4 separate regions of the Mus musculus genome follow, and all the other regions are linked to region 1. A link is a loop called in an ENCODE intact Hi-C map of the cell type or tissue named here. Cell type or tissue: heart. All regions are shown on one strand. Links, peaks and the distances in the headings refer to the core of each region. The heading gives the core; the rest is flanking DNA. Region 1 holds the start of Ufl1 (UFM1 specific ligase 1). Region 2 holds the start of Gpr63 (G protein-coupled receptor 63). Region 3 holds the start of Manea (mannosidase, endo-alpha). Region 4 holds the start of Mms22l (MMS22-like, DNA repair protein).

Region 1 (6,043 bases), core at 2,044-6,043:
TAGATTCAGTGTATCTGGTTTTATGTGGAGGTCCTTGGTCCACTTGGACTTAAGCTTTGTACAAGGAGATAAGAAGAGTTCACCAATTTGCATTCTTCTACATGCCCACTGCCATTTGAACCAGCACTGTTTGTCGAATATGCTGTCATTTTTTCCACTGGATGGTTTTGGCTTCTTCATATCTCAGAAGAAAGAAATCAAAGACCTCAGAAGATAGAAAGATCTCCCATGCCCATGGATAGGCAGGGTTAACATAGTAAAAATGGCTGTCTTACCAAAAGCAATCTACAGATTCAATGCAATCCCTATAAAAATTCCAATGCAATTCTTCACAGAGATAAAGAGAGCAATTCTCAAATTCATCTAGAATAACAGAAACCAGGATAGCGAAAACTATTTTCATCAATAAGAGAACTTTTGGTAATACTATGTACAGTTTTCTGAGGAACCACCAGACTGATTTCCAGAGTGGTTGTACCAGCTTATAATCCCACCAGCAGTGGAGGAGTGTTCCTGAGGACCCAACTATACCACTCCTGGGCATATACCCAGAAGATGATCCAACATGTAATAAGGACACATGCTCCACTATGTTCATAGCAGCCCTATTTATAATATCTAGAAACTGGAAACAACCTAGATGTCCCTCAACAGAGGAATGGATACAGAAAATGTGGTACATTTACACAATGGAGTACTACTCAGCTATTAAAAACAATGACTTCATGAAATTTACAGGCAAATGGATGGATCTAGAAAATATCATCCTGAGTGAGGTAACTCAATCACAAAAGAACACACATGGTATGTACTCACTGATAAATGGATATTAGGCAAAGAGCATGGAATCCCCAAGATACAACTCACAGACCACATGAAGCTCAAGAAGAAGGAAGACCAAAGAGTGAATGCTTCAGTCCTACTTAGAAGGGGGAACAATATAATCAAGGGAAGTAGAGGGTGGGAGGGATTTGGGAGGAAGAGAAGAAGAGGAGGGGTAAAAGAGGAGAATCAGGTATGGGAGGAGATGGAGGAGACGTACAGAGCGTCAGGAAATTGAACAGAGATGTGTAGCAATGGGGGATGGGGAGCTGGGGGTAGCCACAACCAGTCCCAGATGCCAGGAAAGCAAGAGGCTTCCAGGACCCAACAGGGATGAGATTAGCTGAAATGCCCAACAAAGGGGAGGGAGAACCTGTAGAGACCATATCCAGAGGTTAGGCAAGGCCCATGGTTGGGGCATGGGGCCACCTACTCATCTCCAAATTCTTAACCCAGAAGGGCTCCAGTCAAAATATAGAGACAAAGTGTGGAGCATAGACTGAAGGAAAGGCCATCCAGATACTGCCCCACCTGGGGATCCATCCCATACAGTCACCGAAGCCAGACATTATTGCTTATGCTAAGAAGTGCTTGCCGAAAAGAGCCTGATATTGCTGTCTCCTGAGAGGCTCTGCCAGAGCCTGACAAATACAGAGGTAGAGGCTCAAAGCCAACCATTGGGCTGAGCACTGGGTCCCCAATGGAGAAGTTGGAGAAAGACTGAAGGAACTGAAGGGGTTTACAACCCCATTGGAAGAACAATAATATCAACCAACCAGACCCCACCCCCACCCCTGAGCTCCCAGGTACTAAACCACCAACTATACACTTGGATGGCTCCATGTGTATGTGTAGCAGAGGATGGCATTGTCTGCATCAATAGGAGGAGAAGACCTTGGTCCTATGAAAGCTGTATTACCCAGTGTAGGGGAATGCCCTGGTGGGAAGGTAGGAATGGGTGGGTGGTAGGGGAAGCATCCTCATAGAAGCTGGGAGAGGGAAGGATGGGAGAAGGGAGTTCCAGAGGGGAAACCAGAAAAGGGGATAATATTTGAAGTGTAAATACATAAAATATCCAATGAAAAAGGAAAAAGAAAAGAAAAGAAAGGAAGAAAGAAGGAAAGAAATTCTCCTTTGAGAACTCTTGAGCCATGTCTACACACTATTCCAACAAGGCCACACCTCCAAATAGTGTCACTCCCTGGGTTAAGCATATACAAATCATCACATCAACCACGTACTTTATATCTTATAGCACTAGGAGGAAGGATGTCAAATGTTTAATCTTGGATAATATATGTTAGGTGTTTGATATAATGCAAATGTTATCCATGTATGCATATGTTCAAGCATCACAGTGTTTCATTGCTGTCTCTAATTTGTTTTTATGTCAAAAGACAATTTCTAAATGATTCCAAGAATGTGTAATAAATCCTGTACACACTGTAGCTAAAGACATCAACTATCCACAGACTGTCTGCATGTCAACATTAACAAGGTATTTGTACAACTACAGACAGCTATCATAAAATTTTATAAAGAATGGAATGTCAGCTCTCCAAATCTATACAAGTTCGTTCTTTAAAAGAATCTCCTACCCTTTAAAAAACAGCTGCGTAGTGTTTGCTCTGTTTAAAGTTCCTCTGTAATATCATATATTGGTCAAAAATTACTACCTCCCTCCCTCCCTCCCTCCCTCCCTCCCTCCCTCCCTCCAAAGCACTTAAAATGATGGGTGGGAAGATGCTTGAAGGTTAAAGTGCTCTCTGTGCAAGCATACAGACTTGAATTCAGAGCCCAAGCTCATCTTGAAACCTGGGTATGATCATCAACCTGACTGGGAGATGAAGCCAGGAGGAAACTCAGGGGCTGGCTGGCCAGTAAACCTACTTGATGGGAGGCTGGCCTACCTTTCTGAGAGAGTCTGCTTCAAAGGATAAGATGGAATGCCAAGCTTTATCATGGAGTTCTCTAAATTTAATCAAAGCTAGGCACTTCAGAAGCCAAATGGATTTATCTACTGGACGTGTTATATGGACTAATATATTTACATAGGAAAGAAGCAAAATATTCTTTACTAAGTACAATCAGCCTTCTGATTTCCCCATTGATTAAGATTGGAAAATGGTATGTGTGAATAAACAATGGCAGCAGTTATCTTGTCTAAGAAGTACAATGCCATTGCCTTCCCTAGTTTCACTCCCAGCAACGATTATTCCTTTGTCCGAGTAAATAATAATAATAATAATAATAATAATAATAATAATAATAATAATAAGCTTTAGAACACATGAACTGAAGTCCATGGCGTTTGCTATACCCAAATAGATTCATTTTGGAAGAACAAAATTCAAACTGATGCAGTAGTGTGGAACAAGTTTCTCTAAAACTGACTTCATTCTTGGCTCAAGTAAAAGCCCCATTCACTGTTCAAAGTGGATTAGTCACGGTTTGTAAGAGTCCCACAAAAGAAGTATGTCTCGTCCGCTCAGCAAGGGCGGAAGATCATTTGATGGTTGCTGGACAGAAACAGGAACCTTGCAAAAAGGATTACTGAGTCAGCATCAGCTTGGCTTTGTAGGAGTTTAGGAAGCCGCTTCCCGCAGGCCACGCCCAGCTGAGGGCGGAGAGCTCGGCAGTCGCGTTTCTGTTCGCGAATTTCCTTGACGCAGGTCTCTTGGCCCTCTGCGCGGTCCGTCCCGGGGTGCCTGCGGCAGGCTGAAGGCTGACGTGTCTGCCGTTTCCCTGTGTCGGGGCGAGCGGAGCAGTGATGGCGGACGCCTGGGAGGAGATCCGGCGGCTGGCGGCTGACTTCCAGCGGGCGCAGTTTGCAGAGTCCACGCAAAGGTGCTGGTTCCCTGCGGTGTGGAGCCGGCTTAGGCCCGGGACGCTGCCCCGCTCCCGCACTGCCTGCCGGAACGCGGTGGGACCCCGGAGCCGGTCTGCTGCGGCGGCTGTCGGTAGAGGCGCTCGCTGCCCGGCCTAGGGCGAGCTTGCAAAGTCCCCAGTGCAGCGCGCAGCAAGTAGTCTGTCCCTCCTCCAAATCCTTTTTACGTGCAGCCACAGATCTAAGCCAGGCCCACATGCCATCTGTCATATTTTAGGGACTCCGGGACACCAACTTTTCTACACTCCAGAAATGGGGGAGTGGCCGAATTACCCCGACTCTGCGCCCGTGATTACACATCGCATATATAAGGCGAATAGACTTTGTCTCCCTGTCAACGAGTTCTTGTAGTATTTTATTTCTCTTGGACCTAAACACAGTAGTCCGTTGATGCTGTTCTATAACATTGAGAGCTACAGACATACATACACTCTCACAACAAACAAACAACAAAACCCGGGGAAAAAATTTAGTGCAAGATGGCTGTGAGTAGCTAACATTATAGTACCTATAGTTCTGCTAAGCCACATGACCTGTCTGTACACCAACTGTACCAGTAAGGCCAACATACTGTGATTTTAAAGAAAAGTTTGTTTGTTTTCAGCTGGAAAATTTGATACTTGAAGGCAGGACTAGGAGAGAACATCTGTAGAATCATAATACAGTGACGTGTGTGAATTAAATAAATAATTCAAGGGAATATAAACCTACTCTCAAGTTTTCTTTTTAAATTACTCAACCAATATCATCATACTAATAAAGGACAGATTTTGTAATGTAGAAGTTACTCAAAATTTTGCTTTCAAATACCTGGGGGGGGGGGGGGCGGCATAGCAAGTACACTCTTAAACTCCTGGCTTCGCACAGGTTGTCAGAGCGGAACTGCATTGAGATTGTGAATAAATTGATCTCTCAGAAACAGCTGGAAGTAGTCCATACACTTGACGGCAAGGAATATATCACTCCAGCCCAAATCAGTAAAGAAATGAGAGACGAGCTACATGTCCGAGGTGGTAAGTAATTCCTCAGTGTCATGCTTTTGTCTTTACCGGATGTTTGAAGAAAATACATTAAATTAAAAATAAGTACTTACGTGGAGGTTATAGGGCATTCTCCTCAATGGCTCCTTCTTTCCTCTTTGTGTTGGGTATCAGATCCAGAGCACAAACTAGGCAAATACTACCCCTGAGCTGTAACCCTTCTCTACTGATAACTTGATGATCAGCCTTCATAGGATCATGCAGTCAACCTTCGTATGTTCATATGAACATAATCTTACAGGTTCATGCAAACATGACCTTAACTATTGCCACTTAACAAATACCATGTTTTTGTTGTATTGAATTAAATGTACTATATATGTGTGTATGTGTATATATACCATATATATATATATATATATATGTGATATATATAGTATATATGTGGTATATATATGCATATACATATATGTATATATGTATATATGTGTGTGTATATATATGTATGTGTGTATAATATATATATATACCCACACTTCATGACCTAGGGGTGAATACCTAGCTGCCAGTGATCAGGTACTTAATTATAAAGGAGAAATAGAGATTTCATAAAGTTTTAAGATCTCAAATATTAAAGCTGCATTACTAAGTTTAAGAAACTTTGTAAATTGATGTACTGTGGCCTGAGGCCCACCATATTATGAAGTGCAGTTAGCACCATCAAACGTAAAATATTGTTTTGCTTTATGTTTTTGAAATTTGAGCAATTGAGCAGACTGAGCAGTTTGACTGAAACAGAAACAGCCTGTCACTAGATACCACTTGGGTCTAGCCTGGGTGTTTTGTTTCTTTCTGCAGGAGTGCTAATAACACGTGAGCTGTGATTTGCATTATCTAACAGATCCTCTCTTGCTGATAGACACTCGTTTCAGTTTTGAGCAATGGGGAAATCATCTTAATTTAGCTGCAGGCATTTCCTCTGGTCATTTTAGCTGAGTTGATTTGTGAGAAGAATTGAAATTCCTTCCACGGATTTCTCCGCGTTGTGTCCTCTGATGTTCGTAATTGGTCTGATGTGATAAACACAGCTTGGAGAACAGTGTTGCCTGTGGCTTTAACCATGAAGATTGATCAGCGAGTAATCTGTATCTAAGTCCATCAGTTACTACTGAGGTCCTATGCCCTTCCTAGAAGGACTTAGAGCCATCAGCACTGTCGGTTAGAGTTGAACCTGTTCATCTGCACGTCCATGTAATTTCAATTCCTCTCTTTTGTTCAAAGGTCGAGTAAACATTGTTGACTTACAACAGGTAAATTTATAAAAATTTTGCTTTGATTTCTTAAAGCTTTCTTA
Region 2 (6,138 bases), core at 1,204-5,203, 310 kb after region 1:
TCCCACCTAGATGCTCCTTCCACTTACAGCGATCAGGAATGAACTTTGCAGGACACTAGAATTTCGTGCATTAAGTAACAAAACCTTCTGTCATACAAACAGAAATGCACACAAATTATACTTGCCAGTTTTGTCCATATCTACTGGTGTAGGGGCAAAAGGCATTGTATCCTATGTGCCAAGCTCAAAGACAGAAACAGCTTGTCGTCAACTTGAGAATCCATTTTTAACAAGCAGGGCCTGCTGCCTCAAGCCAGCTAAACACCAAAGCATGCTGGGCTGCCCACACTGCAAATTATGTGGAATGTTCTCCGTGTTTTGTGGTTGCGAGAGTACTGATTTTGTTCATCATCCAGTTCAAACTAAAAGACCATGTCTGACCTTACAGAAACTTCCCAAGTAATTCAAACTGACTGACAAAAATCCCATCAGCTTCAAAAAGAAAAAAAGACTATTGCCTAGTTCAACATTTCCAACGTGATTTTTCTTTTTAAGTTAAGAGACATAATGTAAATTTGAAGAAACTCCCTAATGTATTTCAAGAGAACAGTAAGAACTCACCCTAACCCTGGCTATCAAAAGCAGAGGGCGGGATGTTATGAGGAAGACCACTTGCAACAATGTAAAGAGCATTTATAGCAAAAGCAAATTGCGAACGCATTTCCCCAATAGCTAGCAAATTAAAGCAAAAATAAAAAACCACTCTAAGAGTTGCTAATTCCATCTGTAATGTTCATGTAGACACTGAAATCCCTCAGCATCAGCTGTGGAAAGCGACTGCTCCAAAGGAAGAGCATGGTACCCTTAATAGCCCTGGCAGCACTGTATTCTGAGTACTGTTTACTGAACCATCAGTGGGCCACTCTCAAATCAGACAGCAAAAGAGTTTTCACAGAGGGGAACATAGAACTTCCTCTAGGTTTGCTACTGAGGTCAACTTTCTAAGTTGTAAACTGGAGAATCACCCGAGGCCATTTTTGATGTGCTGAAAAATCTAAGTTTTACCTAGAGAATCACCTTCTAATGGTGAAATTGTTTTGATCCTGAGAAAAATGCCTGATTCAATCAACCCCAGTGGTGGGGTTGCTTTGATAGATATATGTGTGTTTAAGATCTTTGGTAATGGCATGCTAGTCCAAGCTTTATAAGAGTTGAAGTGTTTGTCAGGAAGCAGTATTCTTTAACTAAAATGTTCAAAGATAACCAACCCTAGCAAGAACAGTTTTTAGCTTCTAACCATATAGATCTGCTGTTCTTAGTGAGCATGCGCCATTGTGTCCCTGAATGATTTCCCTGTGACAGGTGACAGAGATACATGACAGACACAGGGCTTGTATGACATCATTATATCTACATAAATCCATATCCATGCACGTGAGTACAGAGAAAAGGTCTCAAAAAGAATCCTCATACAATATACGTCCCAAGTCAAGTATAGCGATATAATCTCAAAGAAGTCACACTGCCCAGGACTCAGTCACAGCCACCTTTAGAGCATCAAACCCTTACCAACCTGCCCAAAGTACAACCAACATAAGGGACAACTGCACCCAGAGTTAGGGGTTTAAGTATGAGACTTCTGAGCAAATACTTCTCCAAGAATGTTGACAAAAAATTACACACACACACACACACACATCAGAACTGATGATTAAAACAACTCTGTAAGCATTTTCTGGTAGTACATACACACATACACAGACACACACACATATAAATGTGCATGTACACATATATACATATATGTGTATATATACATACATATATGTAACAAAGTGACAAAATTATATTCCAAGACAAAAATCAATGTCCCATTTTTTTTTACAGTATTCGTGGCTATTTCTGTTATTGCAAAACTTCCATGGTACAGATAAGGCATTTCCTTAGCTATCCTTACTATTTTAGTAGCAAGTATCTTTCTTCCACATATATGAAACATATGCATAACTTACTCTGAAAAGTTCAGGATTTAAGGGCGAGAGTTTGATTATAATTGTTCCAAGTGAACTAGATGATACAATCAATTGTGTCACTAAAATGTGGGCTATGTGATACTGTGTAATACCGCACAGAACTCTTTATCAGCACTTTTGACTTCCAGCTGACATCAGATGACCACACTAACAGGAGAACGCAGAATGCAGGAACTGAAGCCCGAAAGGTAAGCATGTGGGGCTTCCTTCCCATGTGGGACCCGTGGAGAAAGACCGTCCGCAGGAGATGAACTTTCTATTAGCCTTTATCAAATAAATGATTGCTTACCTCCTTCCTGGGTAAAAGTGTCTGAAGTAAAGTCATATTATACAATAAACCAAGTATTGTTTACCATTTCTAGAAATATTACTTATAAAATCCTTAAGAAGTTAGAGCATTCTTAATCTAAGACATGATGAAAAGCAAACTTGTCGATAAACAAAGAAAATCCTTTTTTAAAAGGATGCCACTAAACCTCACCCTGCCTCACTGGGGTGGCGAAGGCGGGGGTGGGGGTGCATTCTAACGCAAAAGCCTGTATTTCCTAAGTATTTCAGACAATCCAAATATTTCATCAAAGATCACTTCTGAAAACTGGATCAGCCCTGGGGGTTAATTTCTCATAAAGCTACGTTGCTAAGTTTTTTTTTAAATACCCAGGCGAACATGCTGAGTCTCAGCCTAGAGTGGAGAGCCCAGGGCGGGAAAGTTCCCGAGGGTCACAGCCCTCCGCGAGGTCTGCTCGGCGGAGCCCCGGCTGGAGCACCGGGGATCAAGGAGGCCCGAAGCAGCGCAGGACATCGCGTGGCCCCGGGAAGCCGCGGCCGCGCCGGGAGCCTCTCCGGGTTGCCGGCTGCCGAGTCAGCCGCTTCCTGCCGCGGGGTCCGGAGAGAGCCGCGCTCCGCGCCACCAGCCAGCCCGTCCGACCGACCGCCCGCCCGCCCGCCCGCCCAGGATGCGCTCGCCTGCCAGGGAAGCGCTCACACCTCGCACAAAAGGCGCCGCGGCGGGACGGCGGGGAGTAGGCGACCGCTGCCTCCCGGAACTTTGCGGACATCGCACCGCAGCTCCACAGCTCCGAGCCCCCGGCGCAGGAGGAGGCCGAGGCGGCGGCGGAGAGTCGGGGCATCGCCCGGCAGTGCCTCCGCCTTGCCGGCTGCCGGCGGCTCCCGCCCCCGGTTAACCAGCGCTCGCTCTTAAAGGCGCCCGCTGCTGGTTAGGCCGCGAGGTAAGGAAGAGAGGAGTGGGGTGGAGGCAAGGAAAGGGGGAGGGGGCAGCTCAGACAGGCTCCCGGGAGTCTTCTGCAGTCTAAACTCAGACTCCTCTCGCTCCAGGTCCCCAGGTCACCCCACCCCCTAAAACGGGAGTTAAGTGCTCAGACCCTACACCAAAGATGTGTAGCCACTGCTGGCTAGCTCAGGAAACCTCACATTTGCTTGAACTGCCCACACCTCTGTTAAGATCTTTATCTTAACACCCCCCATCCCTGCCTGGGCCACACTTACCATAGAGCTAAAATCGGCGCCCAATGGGACCATGCTTCCCTCCGCTGATTGGGCAGCCTCCCGGGTGTTTCTTCATTTCCAACACTGTGAGGAGGGGCTCATCTGGAGCACTTCACATTGAAGACCAGCTTGGACCCTTACCTGGACCGCTGAAGGAGTCGTGAACTATAGTGGCAGACATGCCTTGCTTTGACCCATGCTCACCTGCCCGGTGGCTTCCACCTGGATTGCTAGAACCACTGGCATTCATGATCACCAAACTGGACTCAGGAAGAACCTGAAGGAAAGATACCACCATCAAATCTCAGTTATGGTGCTTTTGAAATGTTGCTTCCAAGTGATAAATGACACTTACTGTTTTCCTAACCATCGTCCACATTTATGGCAGAGTGGAGGGCCCAGGAGGCTCGGAGCACTAGCAGTTTTCCTGACTCCACAGCAGACCAGCATCCAAAGCTGCTGTTGTATCTGTTGGTTTCAATCCTTGCTTCGCAGTCCTGTGGGACCACTCTAACGGAAATGGAAAGGAAGATGTTAGGCAATTAGGGGGTATGATCCAGCCTGGGCTTCAAACATCAGTCCCAGCAAAGGACTCTGAAGGTATGAGTGACATTTTCTAATTCAAAGGAGCTTGCACCTTTTAGCCCTGGCTTCAACCAACTTGGTTCTTACCCTTAGGCCACTGTGGAGTACACGGCTGCTTGCAAGAGGTAGAAGCAATTTGTGTTACCAGATGGAGAGAAACTAAGCTCCAGGCTTTGGAGAAAAGAAAGCGGGAGGGAGGGCAAGGAAGGGGAGGAGAAGGGAGGAGAGAAGAGGGGAGGAGGAAAAGAAACAAGGAAGGCTCCGTCCTAGTGAAGAGAATCCATCATAAAGCAGTTGGGATGGCTGGATCTAATAACCAGGACTTAATCCAAAGGGACTTAAGAAAATCTGTAGTGAAGGCTGTGTAATTTATCGGCTCCTATTTATAAAGACTAGTAATGACGTAGTCACCCCCTACCCCCAAAAAAAAAAAAAATCTTTAAATTTCCTTTTTAAATTTTTTTCTGCTGGACTTAAAGACTCAGTTTCTCTCCACATTTGCCTGTGTTTCCCTTGTACGGATTCTGTTTTCTCTAAGCAGGAGCTAGAACTGTAACTTCGAATGCACTTCCATCCTCCTCAACATGTGATGTCTTCAGCAAGTGAGCAGGCCAAGGGGCATTGGACCAATGGAACCCTGTGCTTGACATTTTATTTAACTTTCCCCTTAACCTATGGCACCTTTGCCAGCAAATACACCAACCTGTACTCATTGTTGGGCCTTCTATTTTTAGGTCATCGATTCTCCTGCATAACAGTCTATAGGAATTCTTTCCAAGTGCGTAGTCATTAACTGGGGAAAATGGGGTTCACAAATAGTCACAATTTCAGTGTCCCAAGGACACAGGGCCTAACTTCTTTTTTATAACTTAATAACTATTCTGTCTTTTCAGAGCTAGAATGGAGAAGTTGATGTTTCCTACCCAAAGTACCAGCTTTCCCACTGGGAAGATAGCTCAGTGGGTAAAGCTGATTGCCACCCAAGTCCAATGACCTGAGTTTGAGTCCCCAGGATGATGGACAAACTAACTCCCCCAAATGGCTCTTTGACCACCACACAGCAGCCTCAACATGAATGAACCCCCCCACACACACACATACACACACACAGAGAATGTAATAAAATTAAAATATGTTAACTTCCGCTTGTTTCTTCCCACATAGGAAACTTTCTAATTGTCACAGATCTAAACCATTTCATATTTTTCTTTTCACTTGTAAGTGTTATAGGATTCCTGACATATCATATCTATAACTCTAGAAGAGACTTTAGAACAACCTAAAACTTCCCTTTCATTTAAGGAATAAAGAAATGAAATTTCAACATCTGACTTGCTGGGGCCACACAGCTGTTCTCAGCTTCAGTTGTGTGCCTGCTTCTAAATGTACAGGAGCAGTGATGGAGAATATGGCCACAGTCCCCATGAAAGTAGATTGAGCTGCGGAGAGATGACCCTCCAGTGGGGGGGCGGGGGGATCACAAAGCATCATGTGTCATATAATTTGGTGTAAAAACAAATGATGAGGGGAGATGGCTCTATCAGTAAAGCACCTGCCATGCATACATGAATTCCAATTCTTAGCCAGGCATGGCAGAACCAACCCAGAACTCAGCAATGGAGAGCAGAAATAGGAGGACCTCTGGAGCTTGTCAGTGAGACAGTCTAAAGGAATAGGTGAGCTCCAGGTTCCATAGGATAACCTATCTAAAAAATATGGTGGGGAATGATTAAGAGTCCTGATGTGACCTGGTCTCCTCATGCACACATGTGCACACACTCAGACATGTTCACACACATATGATAAGAATAGGCCTCAAAGTAAGTGCTAGAGATGGGAGTCATCTTGAAAGTGCTTTTGGTTTGGGGTTGTTTGTTTGTTTGTTTGTTTGTTTGTTTGTTTTGCTTGTGTGTTTGTTTGTTTTTAAAGAAAGTAAAGACATACAACGGCAAGAAACACTGAAGTATATACATAAATGGGAAAGCCTTGGTGGGGAAAAGGTATTGCCTTTTGTTGGAATAGAAAAGAGCCCTGGATTTTCATGGCTTAGAAAAAAGTCTCTAATAGCCCCAAT
Region 3 (6,138 bases), core at 939-4,938, 1.1 Mb before region 1:
ATAGTAAATACTTAGAACAAAAACTGAGTCACTCCCGTATACAGGGATTTATAATGGTTTAGGAAGTAGATTGGGCTGTGGCTTCAGGAGGAACTAGAGTATTGCATTATTCATGAGAAGGTTAGCTAGAATGGAACTCCCTAATTAGAACTATGGCTTGGGCATGAAAGCCCTTGCCCTGGAGTGTAAAGACCTCACACCTGCCTTCTAAGAATATAGCTGACCTTAGATAGAGCTGACTTTGTCTCAGTTGTTTTATTGCCTAGTTCCTGCTAGTCTTTATGTTTGCATTCCTCTGTTTTGTGTAAGAGCCATTAAGCATCCAAGTAACCTCATTGTACCTTGACTGATGTGTCACCTAACTTCCCGATTTTCTTCCGTATTAAAAGTCTGGTGCTTGCTTTGAAAAATTACATTCCGATACAGCATACTCCCTTCTGTCTGTGTCTGTTTGTCACCTTTTCACCAACTCCTGCCCACCTGTATCGGGACCCTGATTTCTCCTGCGGATTGAGGGGCTGACTGAGGCCAGTCTGTAGCACTAACACCTTTTAAAAGATTATTGCACAAATCTGACAACCACAGGGTGATGCAATGTGAATCTACTTTAATTGATTTACTCTGGCAGTAATAAAAGATATTTTTTAAAGCAAGTGGGCATACATATAAATATTTATAGAATAAAGTCCTTCCCTTGGATTCAACATCAGGAAAATCTATTAATAACCATAAATGTACTAGAACAGGACATTATGACTATTTTAAAAGATGGTAAAAATTAATTTGATCAACTAAGCAAATTTTCATGCTAAAAAAGCTGGAAATGGGGTACTTAGTATGGTAATTGCTTAGAAGCAGTCAATTGTATAATGAAAAATGCATTCTACACCTCAAAATTCATGATAAAATTTAAATGGTATTGAATTTTACTTGGAATAGTATAGCAGTCTGTCACTAGGGCCATAGGACATGATGCTGAATGTCTGGTGAATGTGTTTTAAAGAAGAAGAGATGATTTAGATAGAAAAATCACATTTATAAAGTGAACAAGTCTGCACAGGTAACAGCAAGTACAGCAAACACATCACAATGCTAGCCCACTCTATGGATAGGAAATACACATAAGAACATGGCTCCTTTGGGCTAATTAGGATAATAATCCGCTGGAATTTTATTTTCAGTGCTCGAAATTAATCTCAGGGTCATATGCATTTTACCATTGACCATAGAGGATCAGACTATACAATATGTAATTTAAAGAAAGTTATGTTTAAATTTAGCAAGAAACATGAGGAATCTATGTAATAAAAGCCTGCAAAAACTTAAGTAACATGAACTAAGACTCATTGGGGAACATACCAGTCTCAAATATAAATCTATAAACATAACATTTTCCCAGAGAATATATCTCTAAACTGTAAATTTCTATAAATTTAACTCTAAAATTTTATTGAAATACAATCAATATCCAGAGTCTTTTAATGCATGTTGGCTAGTTTATTCTAAAATTTGTAAAAATGTATAAAAACCCAATTTTAGCTAACATAATTGAAATAAAATCAATAAGAAAAATGATGTTACAAATTTTATATGTACATACAGTCTGGTACATAGGTGCTCTAACTGATTGTCAATATTGTTCATTCATTTCTATGTATAATGTTTCATATAACTAAAGCTAAGATTTTTAGAAGCAAAAGAGAATAGTTCATGACCATTTTAAAAATGATACAGTAAGGTGGACTTCAGTATTATGTTGAATAGAGCTACTAACAACATTTTGTTCTTGATGTTACCACAACACTATTAAAGTTGTACCACAAATTTTTGTGTCAATTGTAAAAATTTAATGTCTGATGCAAGGTTACACAATTGTAATATTCTTAAATGCAACAAGAAATATCCTAAACTTTAAGGATTTTGATTATCAAGATACCACAGAAGTGAAGACAATGCACAAAGTGAAGGTATTTGTACATAAGGTACATTTATTTCTTCACATAGAAATTAATTAAAATATCCAAAATAAAATGAACTTAGATTGAAAGCAGTCATTTTTCCAGTAAGCCTAATAGCCAGAGGGATGTGAACAGGCGGATATCTTCAGGATGGAGGGGAACACATAACTTAAAGGAAATTCAATTTGATGACATTTTGGGGAAAACATTAAAAGACAGTTTTTATAATGATGAAGCAAACTAGTTGATGCAAAATAGATTGTATGTTTAGGAATTTCAAATCATAAATGTGTAGCAAACATGTTTGCATGGAAAATCAGAAAATATTTCACTTATTTAATATGCAAAGCCAGGAAGATAGGATTTTTAGGAAACTACATATTTTCAAAATCCTACTTTTAAAAGAGCAAGATATTTAAGAACACAATATACTGCTTAATGGTGATAGTGAAACAAGACTCTTTGCCTTAAGCTTTTGCAGCCATCACTAGGGTATTTTCTTTCATTATTTACATGTATATTTCAAATCTCTTTTATAATCCGGTAGTTTTTTAAAGGGAAGCCTTTACAATACTTTTCACAACATCACATCTGAAAGTTCTACCCCTTGAGTCAAGATTGCCTTGTTACCATGCAACAAAAACAAAACATAGAATCCTCTTGGTATGTGAGGCTGATGTAAGATGGAAACCCCAGATGCAGCCTCGCCTCTGCTGCAATTTTTTTTTTTTTTTTTTTTTTGCTTCTGACTTATTCTCTTTCTACTGTAATTGTACAATTACACAATTGTATTGTACAATTGTATTGATTCCTAGTATACTTGTGGAAGTTTAATATATCTGTCTGTCTACTTCTGACTTGCCAATAACTGTTTGATAAACTAAAACACGTTTTCAACTTTAAAACTTTGGAAATACCCAATGTATTATAAATCTGAGTAACATTTAAAAGGATTTTTTAAAAGTGAAAAACAAAACACATCTGGTCTCTATCAGAGAGTCTTGGCTTATCTTGAGAGGCAAAAGTGTAAAAGAACTTTCATTTCTCCTTGGAGCAATTAAGGGATACTGTCTGACTTAATGTAGTTTCCTCCACCATGACCCTGCAGTAGACTCCAGGACAAGCTAGGGGACTCGGAGCCTCTCCCCGAAAGCCCCGCCCGCTTAGGTCCGCCCAGAAGCCCCGCCTTCTCGGAGATTCAACCCCTGGAGCCACGCCCCGCGCTGTCCTTTAGGAGGCGGGACCTGGGAGGGGTAGCGGTGCGGCCGCAAGAGCTGTCAGCCCTGGTAGGATTCACGGTTCTTTCTCTTATCCGGTGGGTCCACGCGGAGGCAGGGTCCCAGACCCCGGTGAGCAATTGTGAGGCCCCGGAACTGAGACCCACAGGGACTCCGCAGCTAACCCCTGCGCGCTCGCCCGCCAGCCAATCGTGGGCCGCCTGCCTGCGACGCCCTTTGACCCCGGGCCTCTAGGAATCCAGTCGCGCTCAGCCCAGCAGCCCGGTTCCGCGCCGGTCCCCGCCGCTAGGTTAGTGTCCGCACCGCGCCTGAGCCCGTCCTTGTCTGCCTGGATGCCCGAGTTGGCCCTGAGGTGGTTCATCACCACTCGGTCCTGAGCCCCGAACCTGCGAGCGGAGGCCCCTGGCGGTCGCCCGGCCGTCTCCTAGCCCAGCTTACGACCCCGAAGGCCGCCAGGACAAGTGCGTCCTCCTCCGGGGTCTTTGTTCTGTTCTCCTTTAACTGGCCGGGCTCTGCCTTTTCCACTGTCCCTTCAGGGTGGCCGTCTCCTTTTCTGTCTGCGGAGGAACAAGTTGGCGAGGACCGGAGCTTAAAACTTTTGTTTTGTTGTTGTCAAAGACATAAACGGATAATATAGTGGGAGAAGTACTGAAAATGGCTTACAAGGAGGCTTTCGTGAGCGTTGTTGTGGGTCTGGAATGAGCTTAGAAAGACAAATGAGAGTGGTTGGTCTGATCGCATTGCAATGTGTGGGCTGCAGCTTGGAAGAAAAAAAAAATGCAGAACTACTGTAGGTTTTGGTGAAACTATTTCAGGTTAGTTACACTTACAAAGCTGCTGCTCTTATTCCTATAATAAGCAATGAGTTGAGTATGTGGTCAGAAAATAAACACAATGAGCTAGCTGCCTTCTCCTTAAGTGTGAGCTACAGCGGAAGGCGAGGGAACCATTGTTAAGTCACCTTCCACAGTGAAAAAATGTCATTGTAGTATGACTTCTCTACTTGAGGCCGCTCAGGGCAGGCTGGAGCCAGGAACCTAAGGTCCAGTACAGTGTTTTGCCTTTGTAGGGTGCTCAGCTGTTTACTAGCCCAAAATCTTGGAAAAAGTTCTCTGCTCAGTTTCATCACCTGTAACATGAAGTTCTGTTTCATAGACGGTTGTGAAGATAAAAATGGAAAATGAGATTATGCCGGACAGAACTTGTGTACAAAAGATTACCCACACTTTGACCTGAGCAAGATTCTGAAAGTTTTAGATGTGTGTTCTGAGCGTTAGCTGTATCTAACTGTAGGTACTTCCTCTAGCATAAAATTAGAAGAAAATAGCATCAACAGAATGAAATAAAACAGGAAGAATCTTTATAATTTAATTATAACTTTAAAATGGAATCTGCATTTTCCTGAGCTATATAATATGAGCAAATGCATTTAAAACAATCCACAACATTCGGCTTCAGGGTTATTTAGATCTCTTAGCTGCTTGAGGAGTATGTAGTACTATTCATTCGAAATCACTTGACTTTCACAACATAAAATTAGCATGGTTTCAGAAGAACTAGTTTTCTAACTCGGGGTAGTGCAAACTTCCCTTTGAGTGAGGACACATTGTTAGTAGTCAGTAGCCTGAGCTTCTTGCTTTAAGAAGCTACACACCTGCAGTTGACTGGAAGTTTGGTAGTTGTTTTTCTCACAAGGGACTTATGAAACCTCTTTCTTTAGTTAGAGCTAAGTAAAGTAGTTTCTTTGTCTGTCTCCTGCAAGAGCACTGCTTGTTTTATGCTTCAGGGGCAATGTGTTGTCACAAAATTTAAGATGCTCTATTGTTTAGATGGTCTTCAAAATTATTGAATCTTCATGAATTTTCTTTTACAGTGTTGTTTATACACCTCACACAAATCATAAATTTTCTTTTACAGTGTTGTTTATACACCTCACACAAATATGGTCTGCATATGTATAATAGAATATGTTACAGATATATTTGCTGAATACCTACCATTGTAAGAAAAAGGAGGGCCAAAACTTAAGTAAGCTGAATAATAATCAGAGGTATATAATATTTTTTGGGATCTAGTAGAGTATAAATACACTAGGGTGTATATATATATATATATATATACCCTATACACACACAATCACACACACACACACAATCACACACACATATATATATATATATATATATATATATATATATATATATGCTGTAGTATATATATATTCAAAAACTTGTACACAGATAAGTTGGTATAGTGTACAGTGTAAGAATTGCCAACATTAAAGAAGAGCAGGGTTGCTTCAATAGAGTTTTCTACTCAGGAGTCTTTAGGAGAGACGTGAGGAGAGAATCCAGACTTTTGCTTTGACTTGAACCTTGAATGGTATTTTAGAGAATAAGGCATATGCTGTATTTGTTTGTTTGTTTTCTGCAGGTTGGACTAAGGGTCAAACCTAGAACCCAAGGAATTGTTCATGCTACACATATGTTCTAACTACTGAATTACATGCTCAATCCCATATGCTGGATTGGTTGTATTTCATCTATCAATCAATTAATTGATAGGCAGAGCCACAATATGTATCCCTGGCTAGCCTGGAAGTTCCAGAGTGGCCTGGAAACTCAGAGATACTCTGTCTCACAGATTCTTGGATTAAAGTGTGTCATCACATACACCCTCCACCCCCTGCTAGTTCTGGATTATTTTCCTGATACCCATATTTTCCTCATGAATAATTGCTCATGGCTCATAACTACTTAGTAGTACATTGTCAGATGTGAAGTAAGCCTTCATCCTGACAGGAACCCTATGAGTGAGATAACTGGAGCAGATAAAAGAAATATAGAAATGTTAGGCTATACAAGGAAAAATAGAAATGTGGACTTCTTGTAACTATAGAGCTCAAGAAATGTTTAAATAATATTTTTTACTTATTTGAAAAT
Region 4 (6,138 bases), core at 1,132-5,131, 790 kb after region 1:
TAGTTACCTGTAGAGAAGACCCTAACTTGAGAAAGCGCCTCCATCAACTTGCCTATAGTAAAATCTAAGGACCTTCTCTTGATTCATGATTGTATGCTATGGGAAGCCCAGCTTACTGGGGATGGTGCCATCCCTGGGTAGGTGGTCCTAGATAGTATATCAGGCCGAGCAAGCAATGGGGAGCAAGTCAGAAGGCAGCATTCCTTCCTGGTCTATGCTTCAGTTTCTACATCTAGGCTCCACCTTGGCTTCTCCTGATGATGAAGTGAAACCAGTAAGCCAAATAAAGCCTTTTCTCCACAAGCTGCATTTTGTCATGGTCTTTAATCACAGTGACAAAAAAGCAAAGCAAAACAGATACATAAATGATATATATATATATGTATGTATGTAAAGCTATTAGGATGCCTCGCTTTAATCCCTGATGGCAATCCCATTTCATCATTCCTATCTGCCTTGAAACTCTCTTAAAGACCCATCTCACTACAATGTTTACAATTACAGAAAACTTGCTCAGCTTGTTCTCTCAATAAATAACACAAGGCTGGAGAGATGGCTCAGCAGCTAAGAGCACTTTTTGCTCTCGTAGAGGACATGCATTTGGTTCCCAGCATGTATGGTAGTAGCCCACAACCATCCATAATTCTAATTCCATGCCCTCTTCTGACCTCTAGGGCACCACACATGCATGTAGTATACAATACATACAGATACTCAAAACATTCATGCATGATTGTGTTGACCTACAAAGAAAAAAAATTGACAGCATCTACTACATCAAAGATACACCGACATCTCTTTATGAGGGTTCATGGCACGTAGTTCAAATCTTTATCTATGATGGTTCATGCTTGTAATCCCAGCATCACAGACTAAGAAAGGATTGCTGTGTAAGTTTTAGGTCATTGACCTAGGCTACACATTGGCTAGAGTTGAGGCCCTGTCTTAGAAACAAAAACAATGCATATACAATATGTTATATAGAGAATATGTACATTATACACAGTGCAGGTATTCAGTGCTCAGTAGTATGATGCTTGCCTAACATATACAATAACCTAGATTAGATCTCTAGAATCACATGTGATTAATTTAATCAGAGACTAATTTAATCTAGAGATTAAATCACACACATATATATTGATAAGGATTTCGCTTATCAATATACACAATATAAACAACTCCTTAAAACCATTATTTATCAGTCATAACTGCTTGAGTGTTTCCTGGTAAGACCACCAGCAAAGCAATAAAAAAGAGCAATTTCCCTGCTTTTGTAATCAGTAGTGGAAAAGCAGCAATATAAAACTAGACAGCATTAGAGTTAAAAATAGACACATACATACCTGAATAAATGAAAGAGCTCTCTACAGGAATAGACTAGCGCTGTTTCTGTAACCCATTGGAAGCCAAATAGTTCTACTGTATCCTCTTCAAAATTAGTTGGTAATGGATCAAGATTTAAAATTAACCTGTAATGAAAACAATGACTTAAATCATTTGAATCCAGACTATACATGCCATGATGACGCGCACAAACACATATGTATATGTGTATGTGTGTGTGTGTTGGGGGGGGGGGGGAGGGGTTACTTGACACCTTATGTTGTGTCCAAAAGGAAAATCTAAATGGAGTCCAAGCAATATACAAAGTGGTCTGAGGTCACAGTAATTTATCTTTGAACAAGAAAATGGGTTTTCAGAACACCAAATATTCCGAATTAGGAAGAATGACATCATATAGATACCTAATGTGGTTTAAGGTTATTAACAAATTATTAACAAGGTATAATCATACAATCAACAAAAAATGGTTTTCTTTAATGAAGTTTCCTCAAAGGGCATTACCTAAATAATTCAAGAACAGCAATTTTATTGTAATATTCATTCGACTAATGTGTCTATGAATTCTGTATGCCGATGCTTTGGATGGAAAGAACCCGTGCAACAAAAACTATCAGGTTCTACTTATAAACTACTGAAAACTTATAGATAACTATTACCCCTTAAAAGGAAATACAAGTTCCAAGAGACTAGGCTGCTCTGAAACCAGTCTAAGTAAATTAAATATCCAGCTACCCACTCCTAAGAGATTATCAATTATCCAGAAAGTTCTTCTATATACTAAGCGTATGTAAAACGAGGCTTGCTGAGCACCTACGTTAGACATTGGTGATAATCAACATTGCTGGGGGTGGGGACCTTCAATTCGGTTTTTTGTTGTTTGTTTGTTTTTTAACCTACCGCTTAAGGGCGCCACTGGCAAGGTAGGACTCTCCAGAGAATTTTCCTTCTCTGTTGTCAAAAGCGCAAGAAAAGCAGGGGGGTTTGCACCACTCTGTCCCCAGCTCCAGCTCTAAGCTGTCAGTCAAGAAGGTCGACGCTGCTGAACAGCCATCCATTATTTACATCCTGCTCTGCAATGCCACCGCGGTTCCGGGCAGTTACGTTCGGGCTCCGAAGACAAGCTGCAAGAGGCTGAAAGTACGGTAAGGAGCTACCTCGGAGATCCAAAATGTGCCCTCAGCACCCGGGGAAACCAACGTGAAAGCAGAGAAGCTGAAGGCAACAGGTCCAGAATCCTCCGGGCGTCCCGCAGGCGCCGGAGCCGCCAAGCCTTCCAACGCCGCCCTCGCTCCCTCCGGGCTGCCGTGGGTTTTGAGGCCCTCGCGCACCTCCTCAGGCTGGTTTCCCCGCACGGCCCGGATGGAGCACGCAGCCCCGCCGCCTCCCTCCGTCTCCCTCAGTCCCAGCGCGGCGTTCGGGGCGGGCGAGCGCGCGGGAAAACCGCAGGCCCCCGCAAACCTAGAACGCGGAACGCAGCGCCGGGCAGAGGAAACCGGAAGCAGGCGAAATTCCCGCCACGGCGTGCCCCGCCTCCGGCGCCGCCCTCTCGCGAGTCCTCACTGGCGCGGACCGAGATCTCGCGAGAGCCCGTCGGCCCGGACAAGTCCAGGGATTCGCTCTTCACGGTTCTCCGTACCGTTGAGAGTTTGCGAGGTGGCCAGCTCTCCGCTGAAGCCTGGAAGTAGGGTCTGCGAACGGCGGGGATCAGCTTCAGGCCGGGCTCTGGAGAGCCCCGCGCCTGCCTCGGCCTCCCGCAGCCCGGCCACCCTCTTCCTGCCCTGGGGCCCACCCCGGCTTTCCTGTGTTGGATGCCTTCTGCTCTGCAGCAGTGACCCAGAACACAAGGGACACATTGACTAAGTTAGATGGCTTTTTTTCCTCAGACATAACAACTTTTGCTCCCTTTGCAATACATTGTAACTCTGGACAAGAGTTACAATTTTGTAAAAATATTTTCCGATCCATTTTCCTTATTAAAGTGTTCTTTAAAGTTGACTCGAATATTACTGTCTTGAGATGGGGGTGGGGGGCATGGGGATTCAAATGCCTGCTGCATTTAAATATATTGCTTTACTTGCGGGCATCCACTTCATAGGGAACCTACCCTAACTCTTAGATGTTAAAATCAACGTATTTTCAAATGACATGTGGGATGAAGCGGAAGAAAAAAAAAATTCCCACTGCAGTGTAGGGCTACTATAGTACATGTATTTGTGCAGCCCAGTTGAGGTACTCTGAGACCTGATGCTTTTTTTTGTTGACTGCTGATGATAGCTGGTGATGAGTATTGTATCATGAAGGTCTCTTCCACAGTGATGTCAAGAGTATGTTTTCTGAATATGAGAATACCTAGTGTTGGCACTGCAATTAGGACAACATACCATACGGCCATTTTTCTTCCTCCCATCAACATTCCAGTACACTCTTGTCTGTTGTGTTTGTTTAAATACCTGATGTTGATTATGTGAGCTCAACTTATGTGAATCATGGAGTGGGAAGAACTAAAGAAATGACAGAGGCCAATTAAGGTGATACTTAATGAAATGGTCACTTACAAAGGTGTGTCCATGGTTACTGGATCCCAAAATGGGATGACTAGGCACCCACAGCTAATAGAGACAATTATCATTCTTGAGCAGAAAAGTAAGGATCAACACGGATTACTAGAGAGGAGTGAGACCTGTGCCTGTAGGATGCAGTCACCTAACTTATCGTCACACAACAGTGGTTGCCTTCACAGACAAACACAACTGTCCCACCACAGACAAGTGGGGGAAACACTGAAAGGAGTAAACCACATCCCATGTTTCACTCCTGTCGGCCAAAACAAACCAAAGCGCAAAGCAAGGGTGTAGCCTATCAAGTGTATGTAGTCCAGGTTAGAAATGAAAAGAACTAAAGAGAAGTTAGAGACTCTTCTTTGAATCAGACAAAATTGTAATTATTTTTATCTTAATTTTGACAAGATATAGAAATGTTAAGAACTTAAGTATAAGCTTCCATAGATAGAAATAGCTATTATATATTTATTAATATAACATAATACTGTTACAACAGAAATATTCAAATAATATTGTTTTGTAAAGATGAAATGCTGGTATTTTGTCCAGCTGCCCCCAATTTCCTAGTCTTCTTGTCTTAACCTCTCAAGTAGCTTAGACTACAAGCATTCATCACCACATCCACCTAACAATCTTAATTAGAAAATTGAAATGTCTCTGCAATTGATAATAATTGACAATAGAAAATTAATACGGCTATAAAAGATTTGGATAGTACTAGCTCCCAGTTGAATCTAATTGATGCATATGACTACGCTAACAGTAAAATTATACAATTAAAAAGAAAACATGGAACATGAAACCAGATTATATTCAGAATCATGAAACAAATTTTATCTATTTAAAAAGGATTGAAGGCTACCAGTGAAGTATAGTGGTAGAACATTTGTATAGTGTGTATAAGTCTCTGCATTTCATTCACAAAAGCTAAAAAAAGGTTGAAAACATACGAAGTATATTGTGTAACTACAGTGAAATTAGGAGCTGCTTTCATTAGAAGGGGAAGAATTCAATGATGCAAACATCCATTTTGAAATATTGGAAGTTCAGTGAATTCAAACCAAAGATATAACAACAAAGAAAAAAAGGATAGAACCAGCAAAAAATGAAATAAATGAAACAAAAAGATTCTTCAAAAGCATCAAGATGCAGTTAACAAACCATCTAACTAGACTGACCAAGTAATCAAAACAAAATGGCAGTAGAGATGGGAGAAGAAGAAGAAAAAGGAGAAGGAGGAGGAGGAGGAGGAGAAAGAGACATAAATTGCCAGTAAAAAAGAGACTGGGGTGATGGCTTAGTAAAGTGCTTGCTGAATGAAGACCTCATTTATGCCTTCATCTCACACACACACAAAGCTAGGTGCATGAGTATATGATTGTAGTATTCACACTGGGAAGGCAGAGGCAGGAGGCATCCTTGGGACACTCCTGCTAGCTAGCCTAGGCTCCTCTGAGCCCCAGGTCCCAAAGAAACTCCCTGTCTCAAAAATAAGGGCCATCTCTTGACTAATCACTTGACTAATGACACCTGAGGTTGGCCTCTGGCCTCCACACATACGTTCCTATGCCCACAAACAAAAACTCAAGCACATAATCCTATAAGTACACACCAAAAAACAAATTTAAGGATTAGAGTTATCAGTATAGACTTTACAGAAATTCAAAGGATAAGGGTGTTTTAAAGTATTAACACAAGGTTGCAGTGAGCAAAGATGAAATGTACAAATTCCTTGATATATTTTTGATAGTACAAGCTATCAAAAAATCACAAAATATCTTAAGGATGATATGAAAGCTCCGAAATCTGATACAGTAATTTGGATCATCTTTTTAAAAAGTAATAAATAAATTAAAAAAAAACAGCAAGACCAAATGACTCTACGGTTTACAGTCTCCTAGAAATCTTTTAAATTATTTAGATTACTTTATTTGCTGTATGTGTGTCAGAAAACCCTGCTGCGAAAGTTGAAGTCTGCCTTTACTGGAAAGCCCTGAGCTTGATGCAAAATGGTGACAAATCCCTTTGTCACCAGGGATTCTCCTTTTCTGACTTTGTCTAAGAGACACAAAAGTCCTATAACATCTGCCTGAGGAATGTCAGGTAGCCTTGGTTAGATTATAGATTCAGCTTTCATTCTCCCAGCAACCACAGCTGCGGCCAATCCGGAGTTGCTAGGATTGCCTGCACTAGACTCTTTCCTTGTACCCCTCCCATACCCATTTCTTGA

What was found. A loop is a pair of places that touch in the nucleus more often than their neighbours do. Peaks named below come from ENCODE experiments on the same cell type or tissue, not always from the same donor. Only the 100,000 strongest peaks of a DNase experiment are listed, where the experiment ranks them.
Region 2: a loop joins it to region 1, with 3 times the contacts of the local background. A loop is called at or near these places in 2 of 42 quality-filtered maps.
Region 3: it touches region 1 in a loop (4-fold over the local background); 3 of 42 quality-filtered maps call a loop at or near these places.
Region 4: a loop joins it to region 1, with 11 times the contacts of the local background. A loop is called at or near these places in 3 of 42 quality-filtered maps.

What each region holds. Positions count from the first base shown.
Region 1 is chr4:25,279,302-25,285,344 of GRCm38, reverse strand. Ufl1 (UFM1 specific ligase 1) reads left to right here and starts at 3,524. Exons shown (of 20, transcript NM_001355512.1): 1 at 3,524-3,669; 2 at 4,577-4,722; 3 at 5,971-5,999. The coding sequence starts at 3,593. In heart, for the core only: a CTCF peak has its summit at 3,762; a DNase peak (open chromatin) is centred at 3,504; H3K4me3 peaks cover 1,610 bases; H3K27ac peaks cover 1,178 bases.
Region 2 is chr4:24,963,447-24,969,584 of GRCm38, reverse strand. Gpr63 (G protein-coupled receptor 63) reads right to left here and starts at 3,145. Exons shown (of 2, transcript NM_001379626.1): 1 at 2,961-3,145. It overlaps C230012O17Rik (a long non-coding RNA gene), which reads left to right and starts at 2,110. Exons shown (of 3, transcript XR_881168.2): 1 at 2,110-2,161; 2 at 2,635-6,138. In heart, for the core only: a CTCF peak has its summit at 3,178; a DNase peak (open chromatin) is centred at 3,154; H3K4me3 peaks cover 1,805 bases; H3K27ac peaks cover 1,389 bases; H3K27me3 peaks cover 845 bases.
Region 3 is chr4:26,343,944-26,350,081 of GRCm38, reverse strand. Manea (mannosidase, endo-alpha) reads left to right here and starts at 3,430. Exons shown (of 5, transcript NM_172865.2): 1 at 3,430-3,485. In heart, for the core only: CTCF peaks have their summits at 3,086 and 3,638; a DNase peak (open chromatin) is centred at 3,171; H3K4me3 peaks cover 2,056 bases; H3K27ac peaks cover 1,625 bases.
Region 4 is chr4:24,493,172-24,499,309 of GRCm38, reverse strand. It overlaps Mms22l (MMS22-like, DNA repair protein), which reads right to left and starts at 2,859. Exons shown (of 24, transcript NM_199467.3): 1 at 2,245-2,859; 2 at 1,347-1,472. The coding sequence starts at 2,402. In heart, for the core only: a CTCF peak has its summit at 2,851; a DNase peak (open chromatin) is centred at 2,949; H3K4me3 peaks cover 2,560 bases; H3K27ac peaks cover 1,537 bases.